Linked DNA regions of Mus musculus: region 2 is linked to region 1. Evidence: chromatin loops called from intact Hi-C (ENCODE). Cell type or tissue: left cerebral cortex. All regions are shown on one strand. Each heading gives the region's core, and the rest is flanking DNA. Links, peaks and the distances in the headings are about the cores only. Region 1 holds the start of Lpin2 (lipin 2). Region 2 overlaps Myom1 (myomesin 1).

Region 1 (9,950 bases), core at 613-8,612:
TGTCTGCTGTGGCTTTCTCCCTTGAGATATTCAGGGCCTGAAGACTGTTCCCCTACAGAGGCTGCTTCTACCAAGACTAGAACCTGTCTCCTTTATCCAGCTAAAGACCATAGCCTCTGTCTTCTTGTTTATCTGTACATAACGGCCTCTCCTCTTTGTCCGGCTGTATGCAATAATCCCGGCTCCATGTCCAACTGGATAATAAACATGCTGTGCTTCCTGGGTGTTATAGTGTCTCCCTTTGAGAGTCCAGATCACTCAGTACCAGATTTCTATCTGTGTTTGTTTTGTTTTGTTTTGTTTTGAGTCCCTTGCCACCAGAGGAAGGTTTGTCCCTGGAGCCATGCAGTGAACTTGTATTGTTTTGCTTTTAGAGGGAGAGGTGGTCTGGACCCCTACACATGCGTATTCCTAGGAAGATAAGCTCACCTTTATTGTTCTTCCAGTGTTTATTGATTGCCTGGTATGCCCAGAAGAAGAGCTAAGGTTGTTACCTCTATGTGGTCAACTACAAGCTTAAGAAAAAAAAAAAAGAGTCATTGACTGGGGAAAGGCAGTTGAAGCCACTGAGATAAGGTGATGGAAACTGGTGGCTAAAAATACAGGTTGAGGAACATTCTCACTTACACTTAAAAGCCAATGCTGATCTCTCTAGGACTGGAGGATAAGTGGACACAGTGTCTACAGAACCCTCGAAGGGTGTGTGGGAGGTGGGAATGGAGAGAGGAGGGCTAATAGGGACAGGAGTGTAGCTGGATAGGAGAAAGAACTTCTAGAGTTTTGACTGTGGTTGGCGTCAATTAATTGCATACTTAGAATTACTTGTAGACAAGATCACGAATGTTCCTAAAACAAAGAAACTAAACACAAGCCAGTTTTCTTCATTATCATCACATCCTTAGAGATGTATTGAAATGTCATGCTATGTCACCTAAAAATTTACACTTTTGTGAGTTAATTAGAAATAAAGTATATCTTCCCCCCAAAACAGCTTTCAGAGTCACGGAGTCCTGAGGATAGCTTTCAGCACCACCAGTTACAAGCCGTGGGAACTTACTTGAGTCACTCCTGTCTCCGTTGAATATAATTACAAAACGAGCTGGGTCTACTGTGGCGGTGCAGGAAACCCAGGCTGTCATCTGACCCAGGGAACATCAAAGCCAGGAACAGAAAAGCTGCTTTTCTAAAGTTTCGTTCCCTACCTCACCCTGTCCTCAGAGCTGCCAGGCAGGAGGGTGTAGGAGCTTTCCTCCTGACTCCAGAGAAAGCTCTCTTTCAGGAATGAAAGACACATTTTCTCCCTCTTGACTTGGGTGCTTTGGTGATTTTAGAGTTTGGGAAATAACAGACAGGAAGGAAACATCTTGCAGGCAACTTCTGCTTCTCATCTCCCCAGCAGACTTCCCCAAGACAAGTGGCATGCCTGCTGAATTCTTGTAAAGAGGAGCGTGCAGGGAGAAATGTGGAAGCTAATATTTAAAAAGTTATCACACTGCAGAAGGACCGGCTGACGCACATAGAACGGGAGAGACAACTGGAGCAAAAGGGGGCACTGCTTCTTGGGAGGTCAGTCTTTGTATTGAAGGCAAAGGACTGGCAAGGACAGATCTGCCCAAACGAGGGTGGGTGGTTAGTATTACTGGCTGGAGGGATGGGAAGAAAGCTCTTTTGCCCTTCTGGACTTTCAGAGAGATGGAGAGATTTACTGCAACTAGGGAGAGGTCGCAAATTGGACAACTGAAGAGGATATGACTTGTGCCTGTGGTAGCCATTCTTCAGAGAACTTTAGACAGTAGACATGCTGAGGTAGGGAGGGTGGACATGTGATGACAGTACCGGAATTGAGACTCTTCCCTAGGTTTCCGACAAAGATGACTAAATGGTTGGTAGTGCCATTAGCTGGGATATGAGATTCTGGGCCAGGGTCAAAGAGGAGTGCAAAGGGTGGACTAGAATCTGACGTCATTGTGAAAACCACCCAGCACATGCACACAGATTGCCCAGGTGTTCAGCCAACGAGAGCAGGAAGGAGCTTCAGGGAAGTGGTGGTCAAGAGCATCTCTCCAGATGCAGGTCCCAAAAGGAGTCCGCCATGTTTGACTTCGAGAGGGGTCTTGGTGACTCTAGCCTGGGCAGTATCATGGGTGGAGGAGGGACAGGCTTTCCCGGGAGAAGCTTCATGCTATTCCAGGTAGCTGGGCCTGGTAATGCAGCCTCCGAGGGAAAAGTAGACAGCTTGAACGGGAGTGTTGCCTAAGTTAGAAAGAAGGAAGGGGATGGAGGCCCATGTTTACAGATCTCACAGCTCATTAAATCCTTCTAAGATTTACTGTGCCTGAATAGGGAAAGAATAAAGACAAATTAACCTCACATGGAGGCTAGCTGACACACATTAGTGAGCTCCATCCAGGTGCTTGATTAGGATGGAACATACCTTTGTGGAAATTAAACCTCATTAAATGTTTGAGGCGCCCTTTATGAGTGGTTTTCATGTATTTTGAAGTCCACTATTTGAGGCCACAAACTCACACGTGGCACCCAGAGAAGTTTAGGAGCACGGTTACGGGGAAGAGAGAGCTTGCTGAAGATCAGATTGGAGAAGATGCCCACCATTTCTTTTTTTTTTTTTTTTTAAACTCTCAGGAACCAGGCTTTGACACAGAAAACACCTTAAGTAACTACTAGCTGAAATAACGTTCATGCTTATAATGAAAACTGTGGCCTAATCATATTCAAAACACCCATTTTCCAAAATTTAAATCGATGAGCCACTGTAGTAGGATATCATGCAAGACCTTAGCAACCGTCATTTTGGACTTTTATTTTTTATTTTTCTTACATTACCCAACAACAGTGAGTTCAGGTACTACCTAGAAACATTTTAATAATAGTTTAGCAAAGCATCCTATTCCACTTCTTAATTGTGAAGAACGTTACTTGGGAAAATTAAAAATAGGCACCAGATAAACAGAGACAGCCTTGCCAGTAAATAAGATTATGCCGCTCTTCTTCTCTTCCTTCTCTTCCTCTTCTCTCTTTTCCTACTCCCCTTTCTCCTCCTTCTCCTGCTTAGGCTTACTTGTCAGCACATCTGTGGGAATCTATTTCTTCAGTCTTCCAGCTCATACAGAAGACCAGCTGAAACAGCGACCCTTGTGGGACTGAGCAACTCCTAGACTCTTGACTTCCCAATCACAGTTGCCCATTGTTGGGCTGGTTGGACTGCAGACTGAGTATAACTAAGACCCTGGGGATTATAATCTAGTGTAAACATGTGTGGCATCTTCATCTGGATCCTGGAGAGTAAACCCAGGTCTTCATGTATGGAAGGAAACAGAAAGCAAGACAGGAAGCAGTCAGAGGTGACATGTCTCCACGCGCTACAGTAACTTACTTCCTCGAGTTTAGTCTCATCTCCTAAAGTTTCCAGAATCTTCAGAAATAGTTCATCATCTGAGGGCAGGGCTAGACCACTCCTCAGCATAGTTCCAAAGAATTCCACATCTTACTCTATAGAAAGCTGCTCAGCCCTCTTCACTGATGCTCTATTCACAATAGCTAGGAAATGGAAACAACCTGACTGTTCTTCTACTGATGAAAGACTAATGAAAACGTGCCACAGATAGACTATGGAATATTGCTCAGCTGTGAAAATGTGCTACAGATAAGACTATGGAATATTACTCAGCTGTAAAGAAAAAAAAATCATGAAAATTTCAGCAAACAGAACTGAACTTCTTCTGACCTTATAGTAAAATGGCTTCCATCACTCAGATGGAGTCAGGCTGGCCCATCACTAGCCCCAACCAATATATCTACCACAGAAATCCTGCTCCCAAGGATCAGGAATCATGTGGAAGAAGAGGAGGCAGACCGATTGTAAGAGACAGAGGGAACAGGAAGTTTGCTATGAGATTTTTGTCTCAGAAATGTCAAGGAAGCTATACCCACGAAGCCTCAACTTGGCTGTTTCAAGACCTGAACAAGAACCATACCAATAGGCATATTAATATGGAATGGAGAATTCTTAGGGGACCCCACCCCTAGACAAAGAACTGCAGACAATTAAGTAATTCTGAGTGGGAGAAATAGTCTTCTCTAGGGAAGAGACACCCCAATTAGTTATCCAGTACAAAATGATCAGTCCTGAAATAATATACATACAATTAACATGTATGTGTTTATGTTATGAGCAGGCTGATTTATATATCTATGAATGTATGTATAAGCAATGAAAAAATAGAGGCCATGAATATGAGCGAGAGCAAGGAATGCATGAGATGGGTTGGAGGAAGGAAAAGGAAGGTGAAATGCTGTAATTATATCCTAATTTCAAAAATAAGAATTATTAAAAATAAAAACAAAAACAAACAAACAAACAAAAGAATATGCCGTTCCATGGCTTGTAAGGAGAGGCTGCAGTGCACGGTGGGGAAACCCCGAAAGGACACAGAAAGATATTCTTAAACAAAACATCAAGACAGCTTGCAACTCTAGAGTCAAAACATCTCGGGCCAAACTACATTAGGGGCAACAAGGTCTTCTCTCTTTGAAATGAAAGATACATCTAGACTAGCAGACCGATGATTGGTGGGGGAAGGTTCTTGGCCATGAAACTGGAAGGTGGTAGGGTCAGAAGGTGAGGAAAGACTCTGGGCAGTGAAGCAGATGGGAGTTGGGTGTGCCCCAACTTTACAGGTATCAGCTGGGGGAAGTCGAGGAACAGTCAACAAATATTTAATTAGTTCCTCTTCTGCCTCAGTAGTAGCATGAAGCAGGCAGCCACTAGAGAATGAGGAAAATACTATAAACATGAACCAATCCTTCTGAGTAAGGTGTCAAAGCCCAGAGGGGGCGGTGACAGAGGAAGGGCGGGTTGTCTGCTGCTTTCTGCATGATGAGAGGAAGGAAGCGTGAGAATATTTCCCTCCCAAGGTAGGAGGTAATGAAACTATCCCGAGAGAAACAGGAAAAGTCAAGAATGAGAAGCTAGAGAACAAACAGTAACAGCGTGTTCTACAGTCTGGGCTGCAAGCTACATTGGGCTCCCAATGGGAATGAAGGTGTAGCTGTTCCCAGTGCATTGACTTGGGGATTGAGGACTGGGTTCTCTGGGTTTAATTGCACTTCCCCACAGCGGAGGAGTAGTATTTCTCGAGCATTTACGGGAAACTTTCAACCTTGAAAACATTTCTTTCACTGGTAGATCAGATGAAGAGCCACGCTGAAGTGAAAAATCCCAGTAGGTTTGGGTGTCTCTGTGGACCTTGGTAACTACTGAGGCAATCTGGTTGAATTCCACACGGCGGTACTTAGGCAGGGAAACGAAAGGTTTCCCGGGTCCCAGCACAGACTATGCTCACCGCGCTTCATTGTTGCAAAGAAACTGCTGTGCCCAGGCCCATACCGGAGAGAGTTTGTATAAATGCATGGCTCAGCGGCCGGAAGACTGTGTCACACTGTTCATGCTCGCGGTGAGCACGAAGAAATTAACAAGCATTTAGAAGTGATGCCATGGCCTTCCATCGAAAGAACCAGCTGCAGATATACAAGACGAAAAACAGCCGCCGTCACTAACACTCGCAGCTGCAGCCGTTAAAGTGCACTTTTTAAGTAGGCGGTGTTATCACCGAGCTCCAAGGGTAAATAAGGAAAGATACGGGTTCTGCAGTGATCCCATGATGGTGCACTCGCGTTACGCGGGGACACCATTATGCAGCAGACCGTTTGCACTCTTTTTTGGTAGCTGGACTCTGAAGCCCGACGCAGCGCCGCAAGGTTGCCATGGGGACCGGAGGAAACTTTTTTTTAAAGCGCCCTTCTGAGGCCGGCGCCGGCGTCGAGCTGCTCTCTCCCCGGAGGGGCCCAGGGCTCCAGGCGCGCGGCCGGCGGGGGCGGAGCTCGCGTCACGTGGCCGGGCCGGGGCGGGGCGTGCGCGCAGTCTACCGCCAGCTCGGCCGCCGCCGCCGCTGCTGCCGCCGCCGCGTCCCATTCATGAGGCCCGGCGGGCTCCGCTGTAGCCCGCGGCTTCGGAGGCGGCGGCCCCGCCCCCTGCTCCCCCGCTTCTTGGGGCATCCCTGCGGGGCTGCACAACAGTCCGCCGAGTGAGAGCCGCGCGCGGTGCCGCAGGTAAGCGGGCCGGAGACAGCGCCGGGGCTTCCCGGGGGGCCGCGTCCCCGCTCGCGGCCTCGCCTCGCGTGGGCCACGTAGCCGCGGCCGCGCCGCCTGAGGACGCGCGGGCGTCTGCGGAGACCCTCACGTCGGCAGCGGTCCTCCGAGCCGCGGGCGGCGCGCCCGGGGACCGCAGCCCCGGGCCTGGGGGAGGGGAGCGGACGCCGGCGCGCGGTCGCGGTCATCCCCCGGCCGGGACTGGCGAGGTGCAGTTATTCCCTCAGGCCGTTGGCTTGCCCGCCGCCGCCGTCGCCGTCGCCGCCGCCTCCTGCAGGCCGCGGACCTGGTTTAGATGTGAGTAGCCTGTTGCCGGCGACCCCCGGGGCCCTGGAAGGTTCTGTCGGCTGTGGGAACCGGAGCTCTGAGGCCCAGTTTTGAGCGCCGCGGATCCACCCCAGCCTAAGAAAATTATTTTCATTCAAATTTAGGATGGCGTTTCGGAGCCATAATTATGCAGAACAAGACTAGGAAGATCGCCCTCGCTTTCAGAAAGTACTGGAACGCAGGATACTTGGAGAGGCACTGAGGGATTACTGAACAAGCGGCCACACACTTATTTTAATGCATCTTTGAGACTTAAAAAAAAATTAAAAATGGAAACTGAGGCTCTTGCATGGCGCTGAAGCTCATTTGCCCAGCAGTAGGGATGCTGGTTAAGTTGGTACCGAACCTCGCCTCACTAATTTAAAACGTTATGATAACACAAGTTGAATTTTGAAATCTATTTTGGGATCATTTGCCGGTTAGTGTCTGTGTTGATCCGACATTGATTGCTTTCACTGGCTTAAAACTACGAATCGTGGCAGGTATTGCTAGACTGGGTTAGCAACCCAGCCAGCCACCAAGTGTGGGAGGAAACAGGTGTTTTAGCCCTCGTTGGGCTGCCCTGCCCGGTGTGCCCTCTCACATTGCCCGTGGGTAGCCTCCTACGGGCTTCCTCCTAGTTAAATGTGTTCTTGATTGTGGTTTATCGGCCCCAGCGATCTTCAAGTTCGAGGTAGTAGCAGAATAGCTGTAGCATGCTAGAAATGAAATGGCTGGGTCTACTTTCGCGTTTGTGGCAAAATTGAGATTCGGCAGAGCAGCTGTATGCTTAAGAGGCTCTGGAAATGGGAGCATTTGAAAACCCTTGAACGCCAAGTGCAGTTAAGCAGATAAAGGGATAAAGGTCGGAGCTTTGTTTCTTGAATGGCTGTATGCTTGTTCTCCTTGCTTAGCCTTGTGCGTTTTGGTTTACTGACTGGACTATCCCCTGCACTGGGCACAGGATCCCCGCAGGCAAGACTCCAATAGCTGTTTATTACTAAGCACAGAGGCTGGCTTTTAGAAGAGCTTTGGTTGGGGCTTCTTGAGTGAAGAGAAGAAGCTGCAAGCAGTTTGTCCTTGTAGGTCACTGGGAGCCAGTGGAATGAAATGAAATCATCAAATTTTCTTGTATGGTATGCCTTGGATGGGATAATCTTGGTGCTATCACGGGTCAGAGGTGGTCAAAGGTTAGGCCAGTGAACATTACGGTGGACATTTTGTTGTGTTTAAATATTAATATTGGACTTAAATATAGTATAGGTCACTGCAGCTATCCTCTCTGATGGTGTGCATAATATACTTCAGAAGTGGGACAATGAGTTGGAACCCTTCTTGCTGGGAGGTGCACTGGTGCCTCCCTTAGGTGTTCAGCAGCCTGTGGGCAAGATCTTAAGTCTAAGTTAAGCCTATGTGTCTTGTCTTTGAAATCCTCTGTCTGTCCCCAGGGCCTGTTGTCACTTTGTTTAGGGGTGGGGCTGTAGGAAGTGTACCCTCTCAATCAGCTGGTCAGCAGGGTTGCAGGAGTTGATTTGCAACTTTGCTTTAGCTGTGTCTGACTCCCTTCATTGCTAAGTAAATTAATACTTTTGGCTTAGGTTCAGGGTCCTAGGACCTGTCACCTTCATGGCAAAATAGCTTATAGCTTTGTAGTCGGGCCTTCAGTTGTCAGAATCCAGTGTAAACAATGTCTCATTAAAACATTGGAATGGGGGCTGGAGAGATGGCTCTGTAGTTAAGAGCATTGACTGCTCTTCCAGAGGTCCTGAGTTCAATTCCCAGCAACCACATAGTGGTTCACAACCATCTGTAACGGGATCTGACGCCCTCTTTTGGTGTGTCTGAAGACAGCTACAGTGTACTCATATATATAAGATAAATAATTCTTTAAAAAAATTGGAATAGCTGGAAGATATACCCTGCAGTGATAACACTCTGATGATGTCTTGATAATAAAGTTTTTATGTTTTTGAGACAGTCTCATTCAGATAGTTCAGGTCTTGAACTTACTCTGTATTGTGTGCCACCATAATTGGTTGAGGAAGTTCTGAGACTTGAACTCAGGGCTTTGTGCATGCTAGGCAAGTACTCTACCAACCGAACTATATCCTAAGCCCCCTGTAATAAAATATTTGAATACATTTTCTTACTCACTTTGCTAACAGTTAGGGGATCTACCTCCCCTACAATGTCATAGGTAAATGTGTGCACTTGTGTTCATGTAAACAAAGAAGGGAGTCAGGTGCCTTCCTCTATTACCTTATACCATATTGTTTTCGGACAGGGTCTCTCCCTGAACCTACAGGTCATATATTTAGTTACTCTGCTAAGCCAGCAATTCTCACTCCAGTTGTCCAGACCTAATGGTGCTGGGATCTGAACTAGGTCTTCATGATTGTACAGCAAACATTTTTAGCCAGTGATTGATCTTTCCAGCCACAGCAGTGGGTTTAATAGCGAAACACTTCACATGTTTCAGTCCTGTATTTTTCAAGATGAACATGTAAGAGAAAAATCACTCACTCTTGGGGACCACATGAAATCAGTAGAGATCCCTAACTATTGGTAGCAACCCGTATGTGGTGGCGGGATGGCCGGAGTACTACTACCCTGTGCGTTCTGTCTGTCTGCCTCACCTCCAGCCCTGTTGTTTATGGCAGGAAGCTTGAGTTGATCATCTCCTCCTACTGTTGTTAGAATCTGGAAAGAGATAAGAGGAAGAACAAGAAGAGAGGTTGCCCAAGTCGTTATCCCAGTGCTTTGGGATCAGGAGTCAGAAGGAACTCACCAGTTCCACGATTAGCTAGCCTGGGGTACAGAGTGAGATCTTATCTCAAAACCAAGCAAAACCAAACAAAACAAAACCCGAGGATGTGTTAGGAGACTTTATTACATTGTAAGATCTATTCCGTGCGGTATGACGACACAAGCACTTCTTTTCTAGTTTGATTCACAGACTGCAGTTGAGTCTTTTTAAAACAGCTTTTTACATTTACTGACTTGTGAACCCGTACATGTGTACTTCTGGAGCCAGTGTCCTTCCAGCACGTGGGTTCCAGGAATCAGCCTCAGGTTGACAAGCTTGCTGACAAGTGTCTGCTGAGCCATCTCACAGGCATTAGAGTCCTTTGCCTCAGAAGCCTTTGGATATTAATATTAAGTGATTTTTTTAAACTGGTGGATTTAGATAGCTGTTAGTGATGTTACTAAGAAATCAGGACAGAAGGTAGAACCCTAACTTGCATATCATGTTAAAAACAGTCACCTCTACCTCACCTCTGTGCAAAGCCAAGGATTTGCAATTGGGTGCTGGTCCTTATATGTAATGACACACATTTTGAATAGGAACTGCTGTCCAGTGTAAGCTTTGTATCTTTGGTGTGTAGACGCTGGCTTCCAGAAGGACAGACCTAGTGGGGGTTGGGTTGTTTTCCTTACCCAGCCTTTATCCAGTTTCTCAGAGGGCTCGCACTTCT
Region 2 (9,950 bases), core at 841-8,840, 120 kb before region 1:
GGTGAGTACCATTGCCAAACAATGTCTTAAGAATGGACTCTCTGGCATGAATCACCTAGCTGACATCTCCCTATTAATTTTGGGGGGTAAATTTTGAGAACCAAGAAGAAAAGGTTCATGGGTTCTTTTCAGAGCCCCCTTTATTCTCTCATCTAATGATCTTCCACCAGAAGTGGAAAGCATACCTTGTTATATTGCTGAACAAATGATAAGACTTGGAGCTTGCTCTGTGAAGCCGACTACGTAGCTACTGTGACGTGTGGGAAATGTGTGCGCCGTGACCACAGTCTGCCGAGCTGGCAGAGCCTGGCTGAGCAGCTTACGGGATCCCTCTGTCTCTACAGATGCTGATGCAGAGATCGAAGGAGCCCCAGCTGCACCCTTGGATGTGGTGTCTTTGGATGCTAACAAGGATTACATCATCATCTCTTGGAAGCAGCCAGCTGTGGATGGAGGGAGCCCTATCCTGGGATACTTTATCGATAAGTTAGTGCTTGGCCTAACCTCAGTCATAGTTCTGTAGGTGTCCAGATGTGCGCTTGATTTCCTCCTGTTATTTCTAAGTGAAATGCTGTCTCTGACTTTTTCCTCCTCTACCTCTCTTTCTCTCTGTGTGTGTATGTATGTATGTATGTGATGTGTGTATAATATATACAATGTATGCAATATATATGTATACTACACATAACTACATACGTATTAGTACCTACTTATTTACATTAATCCTTTTGATTTGACAATCAACTCAAGTCACTAACATGGCAAGAATATAGTTAAATTGTAAACCTATCAGCAGAGGCCACTGTAGAATTGAAGTAACTGATATTCAATATACTAAACAACTGCATTCCTGGTATGACAGTCATTTAAAAGTACTGACTTTAGGGGCACAAATTAATTCCTTATACTGTATGATGTGGTTTCAAGTTATCCATATAACATAAGAAATAGTAACAAAAATTCCCAGTGTTGGGCTACACTCTTACCCAAGAGTCTTTCTTGAGTATAGCCTTCAGAACTGATGGATCCCAAGAGTTGTCATTTTTGCACATTTACACATCTACTGTGTTTGAACAATACAAGCAATGAATTCAAACTATTGGCCCAAGTAGGTGATCCTCTACTTAGTTTTTCTTAGAGTGGTCGCTCCAGCTCTTTTTGCTTTGGGCTGTGCAAACAATTAGAGACAGCTCTATATCAATGCATCAAACCTCATAGTTGTAACAACAAGTAAAACAAACAAACAAACAAAACCAAAACCCAACTCTATTTACTGTGCTCAGTACCTGACAGAGGAATGTTTGTAGTCGGTTCTATTTTAGCCGTAGATGTAAAATAGAATGGAAGCTCACTTACTTCCGGTGAATGTGGAGGCTTACATAAACTCTTTTGTACTGTCAGTCTCTGCTTTGTTGTCTTTGACAAACAGCCAAGGGATCTGCACACTTTATAGACAGGGTAAGCAACGCATGCTGTTCTTCTCTTGCCTTGGCCATGATAAATGACGGCATGGCTAATAGCTACTGTTTGCTAAACACTGTTCAAAACACTGCATGTACTTACCACTAGCCCTTGACCATCCTGGACAGGCCTTGCTTTTACAGGTAGGAAAGAAAGAGCTGGCCCAAGCCACATGCCAGCAAAGATACCCTGTTACCCTGCCTAAGGTCACATGGGTAGAAAGCCCAGAGCTAGGATTCAAACACAGCTCAGCTGTAGGCCAGTGCTCTTTCTGCTCCAACATGCTATAGAAGCTTCTAGAGATGATGCCTTCACCTGCACAAATGAAGGCTGAGAAGCATATTTTAGTGTCACTGAGTCACAGTGGTAATGTCTGAACAGACAGACAGACAGACCTTGGGAGACACCTCTAGCATAACTGCTGTAGTCTCCTCAGCTCCCTGCCATTTTCCCACACATAGCAACTCCAGAAACTCTACAAAGCAGACATTTAGGGAGAGTGGATGGAAGACATGAATTGCAAATACATTTTATGGGAATTTACATAACGTTAAATAAAGCAGTCGTTATCGATATCAAAGAATGTAAATGATAGTGACGAAGGGGAGATCCCCCTTTCCCAGCCATATCCCAATTTTTTGGCACTGCCCTCCCATGAGAACTAGTTGGGAATTATACATTTTGAACATAGTGCTGTATTGGGGATGCATTTTAAACTAAAAGCACTGTGTACTACTTGCAATAAGAACAAGGAGTTGCTGTATTATAATGCTGCACAGTTCTCTCCAGGGTTGTCTCTGGAGCTGTGTTGATTGGCTCAATGCCGTCATGTGAACTATTGCAATCTTCTGAGCAGTTCTCTGACTCCATTCTTGGGTCCCAGCTGCTACGTTAGCAGGCAGCTGAAAGCGTTTTCCAAAGCACTCCATTTCCCCGTGGAAACCATGAGCCTCGTTGTAAAATAAAAAAACATGGCCGGGCAGGATATGCAGTCCCAGTCCTTAGGAGGTAGAGGCACGAGGGTCATGAGTTCAAAACCAGCTTGGGAGAGAGAACAGAGTGGAGGATGAGGAAAGAGAAGAAACAAAAACGTTACGATAACCTCCTGACCCTTGTACTCACACAGAACACAGTGATCACCAAGTAGGAAAACAGTGAGCGGCTTGCCAAACTGCAGTACAAATAGCTTTTCCTTCTGTTTTGGATGGTTGGCTCACCTTTTGGAAAGTCTCCCTGTAGAGCCGAGACTAGCCTCAGGGTTGTGATCACGCCCAGCTGTCCAGTTATCTTTTTAGGTCCCAACTTATCCTACAGTAGTTCTGCTTTTACAAGAAAGCACCTGAAGAAGACAGAGAGAGACGACTGGCAGTGGAGTCAAAGGTGTCAGTGGGGCAGGGATGAGGGATCTTTTTCCCAAACCTCTCCTGAATAAAGATTCTGGAGAGTCAGCTCAGTGGTCAAAGCACTGGCTTCCGAGGACCCGGGTTCAAGTCCCACCACCCACATGGCAGCTCGCACCTGCCTGCAACTCCGGTTCCAAGGGATCCAACTCCATCTGTTCTTGGCAGGCACCGTGTACAAGTGGGGCACAGGTACACATACGTGCAAAACACTCATACACATTAAAAAACAAAAAAAGGATTCTGATACCTGCGTGATTTTCTCACTCCTCTTCTTGACACACAAGACAAATCAGCTGCTTGTTTAGAAAGGTCTGAGGCTTCGTTCTTCATGTTAAAACATGTCTAGTTGCTGGCTGGTGAGATGTAGTGAATACAGGTGGACAGATGCCCATACCCCACCTGACGGAGGAAGAAAAACCTCCTTCAAGCTGTCCTTTGACTTCCACACACAATTTGTGGCACTAGTGCGCACACACATACACACACACACATGCACAGTCACACACTCCGCTCACTCACACACACACACACACACACACACACACACAGTCACACATACAGGCACAGACATACATATACACACTCACACACACACACACACACACACAAATACTTGAGTTTTTTTTAAAAGAAAAATTTAAAAAGACACATTGAACTTGAGAGGAACTGAGTGTCTGAAGTCTAGGACTAGGAAGCCAGGCAGGAGTTCCATGTTTTGGCACGGGGAAGATCTGAAGCGAGAGGGTGAATTTTCACCTTAGTCGTAGTCTGCCTGACATCCTGCTAATTCTCCTTTCCCTCAGGTGTGAGGTGGGCACAGATACCTGGTCTCAGTGCAATGACACACCTGTGAAGTTTGCTCGGTTTCCAGTCACTGGCTTGATAGAAGGCCGTTCCTACATATTCAGAGTCCGAGCTGTGAATAAAACTGGAATAGGCCTGCCATCCCGAGTTTCTGAGCCTGTGGCGGCTTTGGATCCAGCTGAGAAAGCTAGACTAAAAAGTAAGTCCTTTTCATTTGTCTGCATCTTTCTTGAAAAGCAAAAGCAAAACCAAACCAAACCAAACCAAAACAAACAACCCCCCCCATCACCAAAATCCAAAACAAAACCAAGAAACCTGTGGTAGGTGTCACTACAAGTAATTCCTCTCCTCTCCACTAGAGGGAGACAAGAATATGAAATCCTTTTCCAATCAGAAAAATCCCGTGTTTGGAGCGAGCCCAAGAGGATAAAAAATAATTTGTTTTTGATTCATTATTTCTTTTGAGTGTTTTTTAAAACCCTCATTTTATTTTATCTTTTTAAAAACATTACTCAGGAAAGTGTACCTTGCCAATCTGTATAATAAGCATGAGGTGTGGAATGAATATGGGGACAAATAGCTCGAAGATCATTTTTATCCACATTATTAGTGTATTCTGAATATAACTGCATTTACGGTTCAAAGCGAATTTCTTGACCTTGACGTCTTCATCAAAGCACTAATCTTGAACCCCTGTGAGCGTCTCTGTGTTGATTAAAAAAAAAATTGCGTTTCCATTTAGGTAATATAAAATAATCTTGGGCTGTCAAGATAGCTCAGCCGGTAAAGGTGCCTGCTGCCAAGCCTGACCTATCTGAGTTCAATGCCCAGGACCTCCGTGGTGGAAGGAGAGTTCTGACTCCTGCAAGGTGTACCCTGACCTCCATATGTGCTCTGTGGTATATATGCAATCACATGCACCCTCACATACAAAGACATACACGTGCACAGGGATACACAATTAAAATATAATATAAAAACCTATAAAGATAATTATTTTACCTATTTACATCTATTTATCTTCCAAGTCTGAATGCCAAAGCCATGTACATAAATTCTGCCTTCTACGGGAACCTGTATGGCATTCCCAATACTAGGGTCTATAATAACATCATAAGCATCACTAGATAGTAACATTTCATTCTGTCCAATGGCCCTCGTCACAGGGCCAGCAGTTGTGAAGGGATGTGAATGTGGGATGCTTACAGATAGCCCTTGTCTCTGCCTGTGACACGGTGACGGTATTATTTGCCTGTTTTAATCCAGAAAGTTTCCAGATGCTACCAAATACCCCAGTGGCTAGGGGCTAACCCTTGTGGGGGGGTTACAGGTCCATGCCGCACATAAAGTTCTATTCTTTGCCTCAGTTCCTTCTAGTGATATCACAAAACTCCAAGAAAGATACCATCACCTGTAGACTCCTCTTAGGCAGTTCCACCTCACACTTTCTTCTACTCCTTCTGAATGCCTGTAAAACAAGATGTTTATGAATAACAAGCACTGTCATCTCTGTGCCTTCCTGTTTCCTGTGCAGACTTGGGTGGAAATTCCCCCTAGTAAGGCAAGATTGAGCCATTGTTTCTTCCCTAAAGTATGTATGTATGTATGTATGTATGAATATATGTATGTGTGTATTTATGTGTGCATGTATCTTTTATGTATGTATCTTCTATTGTCTACCTATCACCTGTCTAGTCATCTACTATCTATCTATCTAGTCATCTACCATCTATCTGTCTGTCTATCTATCTATCTGTCTATTTATCTTCTATCATTTAGCTGTTTATGTTTATCCTCTATCTATCTTCTATCATTTATCTATCTATCCTCTATCTATCCATCTGCTCATCTATCATCTATCTATCGATCTATCTATCTATCCATCTATCATCTATCTTTCTATCTACCTACTTATCTGTGTGGGTTTATGTGTATATATGTATGTGGGCGTGCATGCCAACAGTGTTCATGTGGAAGCCAGAGGACAAACGACTATCAGGAGCCAGTTCTCTCTCCTTCTTCCAGGCGGGTCCCTGGGACTGAACTCATGTCCTCAGGCTTGGCAGCAAGCCCCTTTACCTGCTTAGCCCTCTCTTCCACCTGCTGTTCTCTTTTTTCATGCTTTCAGGGTCACAAGATGGAGCCCACCCCCTTCTTTTTATTTTCTTTTAAAATTTTTTTTATTCTTCTCTAGTATATTACACACCGATCACAGTTTCCCCTCTGTCCTCTCCTCCTAACCCCCCACCCACCGCTTCCTCCCTCTCACTCAGAGCCTCTATTTACCTTCAGAAAAGGGCAGGCTTCCCAGGGATATCGATGAAACATGGCGCAGCATGCTGTAAGTAGACTAGGCACATCCCCTGATATTAAGGCTGGGTGAGACAACCCAGTAGGAGGTGTTTACCTCTATACTCTTTCTTCCTTCTTCCTCACTCAGGAAGGATTCAGACTGACTTCCCATGGACAATACTTTTCAAAAACAATAGGAAGGGCTTGCTCCCACTCAGCTCTCCTGCCTGATCCTGCCTCCTCTATAGATAGAGAGCTGTTAGGCTTCTGACTGTCCTAGTGGTGTTTCTTCCAAATGTGCTGTCTCTGAAGAAGGCATGGGAAAGCCTGTTTGCTTCAAGGGATGTGTATTGAGCAGATATGGGAGCACAATTTAGCGCAGTCCAGAGAGACTCCAGAAACTGTCAGGGAGGGGTATGCTTCACCCAGTACTTTACACACATTGATAAAGACGCATTAGGAATTTACACAGGAGAACTACAACCCATTTGACTCATGCAGCCAGTTTATTGGTTTATCATAGAGACAACAGCACATCTGTGAACATGTGACCTTTATACTTGTCCGTTCAGGTCATCCTTCAGCACCCTGGACTGGACAGATCATTGTCACGGAAGAAGAGCCTACAGGTAAAAACTCTGTCCTCTCTAGACGCCACTGTTGCCTGTGTGATTTAGCTTTCTTTGCTCATAAAAATATATTATTGTCCATGAAGCTTTTGAAAGAACATCCTGAGAAGGCAGATTGGTGAGGTGTGGGGTGGCGGGGGCTGAGGCTCGAACCCAGGGCCATGGACAGGCCAAGGACATACTTCACCCTATGAGCTGTACTTCCAGGCCCCAAAGGATCACGTTTCATTTTATACGACATATTGCGAAGCAGTTGTTATACGATGAACTGTGCACATGTCAGAGTTCAATCTGATAAGCCTCATGTGTGTGCACATCATCATGACATGCCTGGCACTTCTACCTTATCATGTTCTTTCATGGTCCCTCCTCCCTCTCACCACAGTCCTGCTTCCTGACACCATAGTTTGAATTGGCCACATTTTGCATAAATAAGATCATACTCATCTTTATTTCCTATCACTAGCATACTTACTTTATGATTTATCATATAGATGTAGCCATTAGTCAATTCCAACGTATCTGTACCCTGCTAGAGGTTTCCGTGAGCCATCTGTGTTTGCATGGATATGTGGTTGTCACCTCTCTAGGGTGACTACTTAGGAGAGAGATTGGTGGGCCGTGTGGCAGGTGCATGTTTTATTTTCAAAGAAATTGCTGTTTACCAAAATGATAGTTCCACTTTACATTCTTAATTGCATATGCGTATGTGTGTGTGTGGTTCATTCATGTTTGTATGTGCATAGGTGCACATACATGCACAGGCATGTGGAGTGTCTTTCTTGGGTGTTCTCTACCTAATGAGACAGGGTCTCATGGTAGTGAGAACTCACGGGTTCTAGCTAGCACATCTCTCAAGGTTGCCCTGGGAATCCTGTGTCTCTCTGTCCCAGGCACTGGGACAGCAGGCAGACACCGTGCCTGCCTGGCTCTTCTATGGGCTCTGAGGCTTAGCAGGAAGTCTTTACCTGCTGAGCCATGTCACAGGCCCATGTGTGATAATTTGACATGACTGAATTTCAATCTGTCATCATATGTTTATTGGTGACACCAGTTTTCTTTTTCCCATTTTCTCTTTTCTTCGGACTTGGACATGTTTTAATTATTCTCTCTCATCTACATTATGTCATTCTTTATTTTAAGCTTAAACATTTGACATTTTTGATATACTTAATTATCAGCCTACCTTTTCCATTCCTTGCTGCCATTGTCATACATTGTATTTGTGTATAGATCATAAATGTTAATATATTGTATTGGCTTCAAGTAGTCATCGATTCTTCAGAGAGATTTTAAAAGTTAGAAAAGAGGGTTTTTCGTTCATTTGTTTTTTGTTTTTTAAAACCCCATCATTTTAAAGATCTCTTCATCTTTGTTTTGTGTATGAGTGTTTTGCCTGCTTCATGTAAGTGCACTCTGCGTGTGCCTGGTACCCCCGACAGAGAGGGCAGTGGATGCTCTGGAACTGGAGTTAGACATGGTTGAGAGCCACTCTGTGTGTGCTGAGAACCAAACCTTGCTCCTCTAAAGGAGCAGCTGCTGTTCTTAACCGTGGAGCCATTTCTCCAGTCTCAGAACAGTGGAGGAGGAGATACCGTCTCTCCAGCCCCTGAAGAACGTTTCTGTGTTTACTCACATTTTAATCTCTCCTTCATCCTCCTCTCCTTCATTTCAAACAAGATCTCTCACAAGCATGTGCGACTGCATCCTTCACTTTTATTTTCTTTTCAGTGTCTAGATTCCAGAGTTCTATCTGACCAGATTTTCTTTCGGCAGAAGCACATCTCTCAACTTTCCCTTAGCTCGGATTTTCCGGTTATCAATCAACTTTCCTTTGTGTGTCTGAAAAGGTCTTTGTTTAACATTTGTTCTTTAATATATCCTCGATGAACATAGAGTTCCAGTTTGACAGTTTCCATGCAGAGCTTCGGAGAGTTTAGTCCAGTTAGAGGCAGCAATGATAGTGTGGGAGCCACGCTGCAGTCCCAGGCTCCAGGGGGAGCCCTTGTGTCCCTTGAGCACAGGGAGGGTTTTGGTACACGCCTTTAATCCCAGCACTTGGGAGGCAGAGGCAGGTGGCTCTCTGCGTTCGAGGCCAGCCTGGTCTACAGAGTGAGTTCCAGGACAGCCAGGGCTACACCGAGAAACCCTGTATGGAAAAAAAAAAAAAAACAAAAAAAAAAAACAAAAACCTCGTGCACCAGACAACAAGCTTTAAATAATGATCCCAGAGCATTAAAGCAGCCAGAGGAAAGTTGAATGAAAGCTAAAAGGTACTGAAAGTGACACTTAGCCTAAGAAAGCAGCAGAGCGGGTGAGAACAGCTGGCGTCAAACTGTTGCTCAAAGCATGTCCTACACGGTAAGAATCACTCTGAGCACAACACACTGAAACAAGTCCCCAGAAGAAGTTTCTAGAACATATGCCGTATCCTGATGCTTCAAGTCAGAAGCAGTAAATCTTGTAGGGAGAAACAAGTCACTGCATATTTTAACTCTAAACCTAAAACTCCGGCAAAAGTCCTCGAAATGTACATATTTTTCTGGAGTTGGTTTGTTGAAAATGAATGAATCCAGGATCAGCTTCATAATTTAATTTCCCATGAAGAGAGCACTCCTGAGACCTGCAGAGTGTGGCTTGACGTTAACGAACTTGGGGGTGATGGGCCATTCTCACTGAAACTCAGTGACACAATTCAATGACACAGATGCTGACTCAGGGGGGCATGACACATTCCCTCTTCTTTCCTAGTGGTGTATATTTGATCATAACAAAGCTAGTCGAAACAGGCTTTGTCTTGACAAGTTGGTGAGTTTTCATCCCATGGGAAACACAAGAACTCGATACAAATTAGTGTATTAAATTGATATTTAGGCATTCAAATATTAAATTGGTCAAAAAGAAACCGTTTCTGACAGCCCTCCCCAGAGGTAGCCTATGTTCCCAGGACACTGTAGTTATTTCTGTAGCAAACAAATCACCATGTAGAATTCTTTTTAGTGACAGGATCTCTCTCTGTGTTCATATCAAGTCATCTGAGATAGATGAACCAAATAGCAAAACGACTTGGGGTTGCTATAGAATAAAAAAATTCTAGCTTTTTAAGGAAATTGCCACTCTCCATGATACTATATATGGTTTTCATAGTTACCTATATTTATATAACAATTAGATTGTTTTAGGAAATGAAATAGACAGCTATATTTGACTAATTGTAATCAATAAAACTTCAATAAATTCTTTTGCATGTCCCATCCCTGACAGGATTTGCAGTATCACAGAGGGGCTTAGAATCCTACTCTCTCTCTCTCTCTCTCTCTCTCTCTCTCTCTCACACACACACACACACACACACACTCAT

What was found. Peaks named below come from ENCODE experiments on the same cell type or tissue, not always from the same donor. Only the 100,000 strongest peaks of a DNase experiment are listed, where the experiment ranks them.
Region 2: it touches region 1 in a loop (2.1-fold over the local background); 23 of 42 quality-filtered maps call a loop at or near these places.

What each region holds. Positions count from the first base shown.
Region 1 is chr17:71,177,616-71,187,565 of GRCm38, forward strand. Lpin2 (lipin 2) reads left to right here and starts at 5,917. Exons shown (of 20, transcript NM_001357791.1): 1 at 5,917-6,129. In left cerebral cortex, for the core only: no CTCF peak of the experiment used is centred there; DNase peaks (open chromatin) are centred at 1,352, 4,958, 5,840, 6,593 and 2 more places; H3K4me3 peaks cover 2,979 bases; H3K27ac peaks cover 3,345 bases.
Region 2 is chr17:71,060,781-71,070,730 of GRCm38, forward strand. It overlaps Myom1 (myomesin 1), which reads left to right. Exons shown (of 37, transcript NM_001083934.1): 11 at 345-486; 12 at 3,668-3,867; 13 at 6,533-6,589. Among named protein-coding and RNA genes, the nearest start is that of Myom1, 46 kb to the left of the region's middle. In left cerebral cortex, for the core only: CTCF peaks have their summits at 4,023 (motif pointing right) and 8,582; a DNase peak (open chromatin) is centred at 4,022.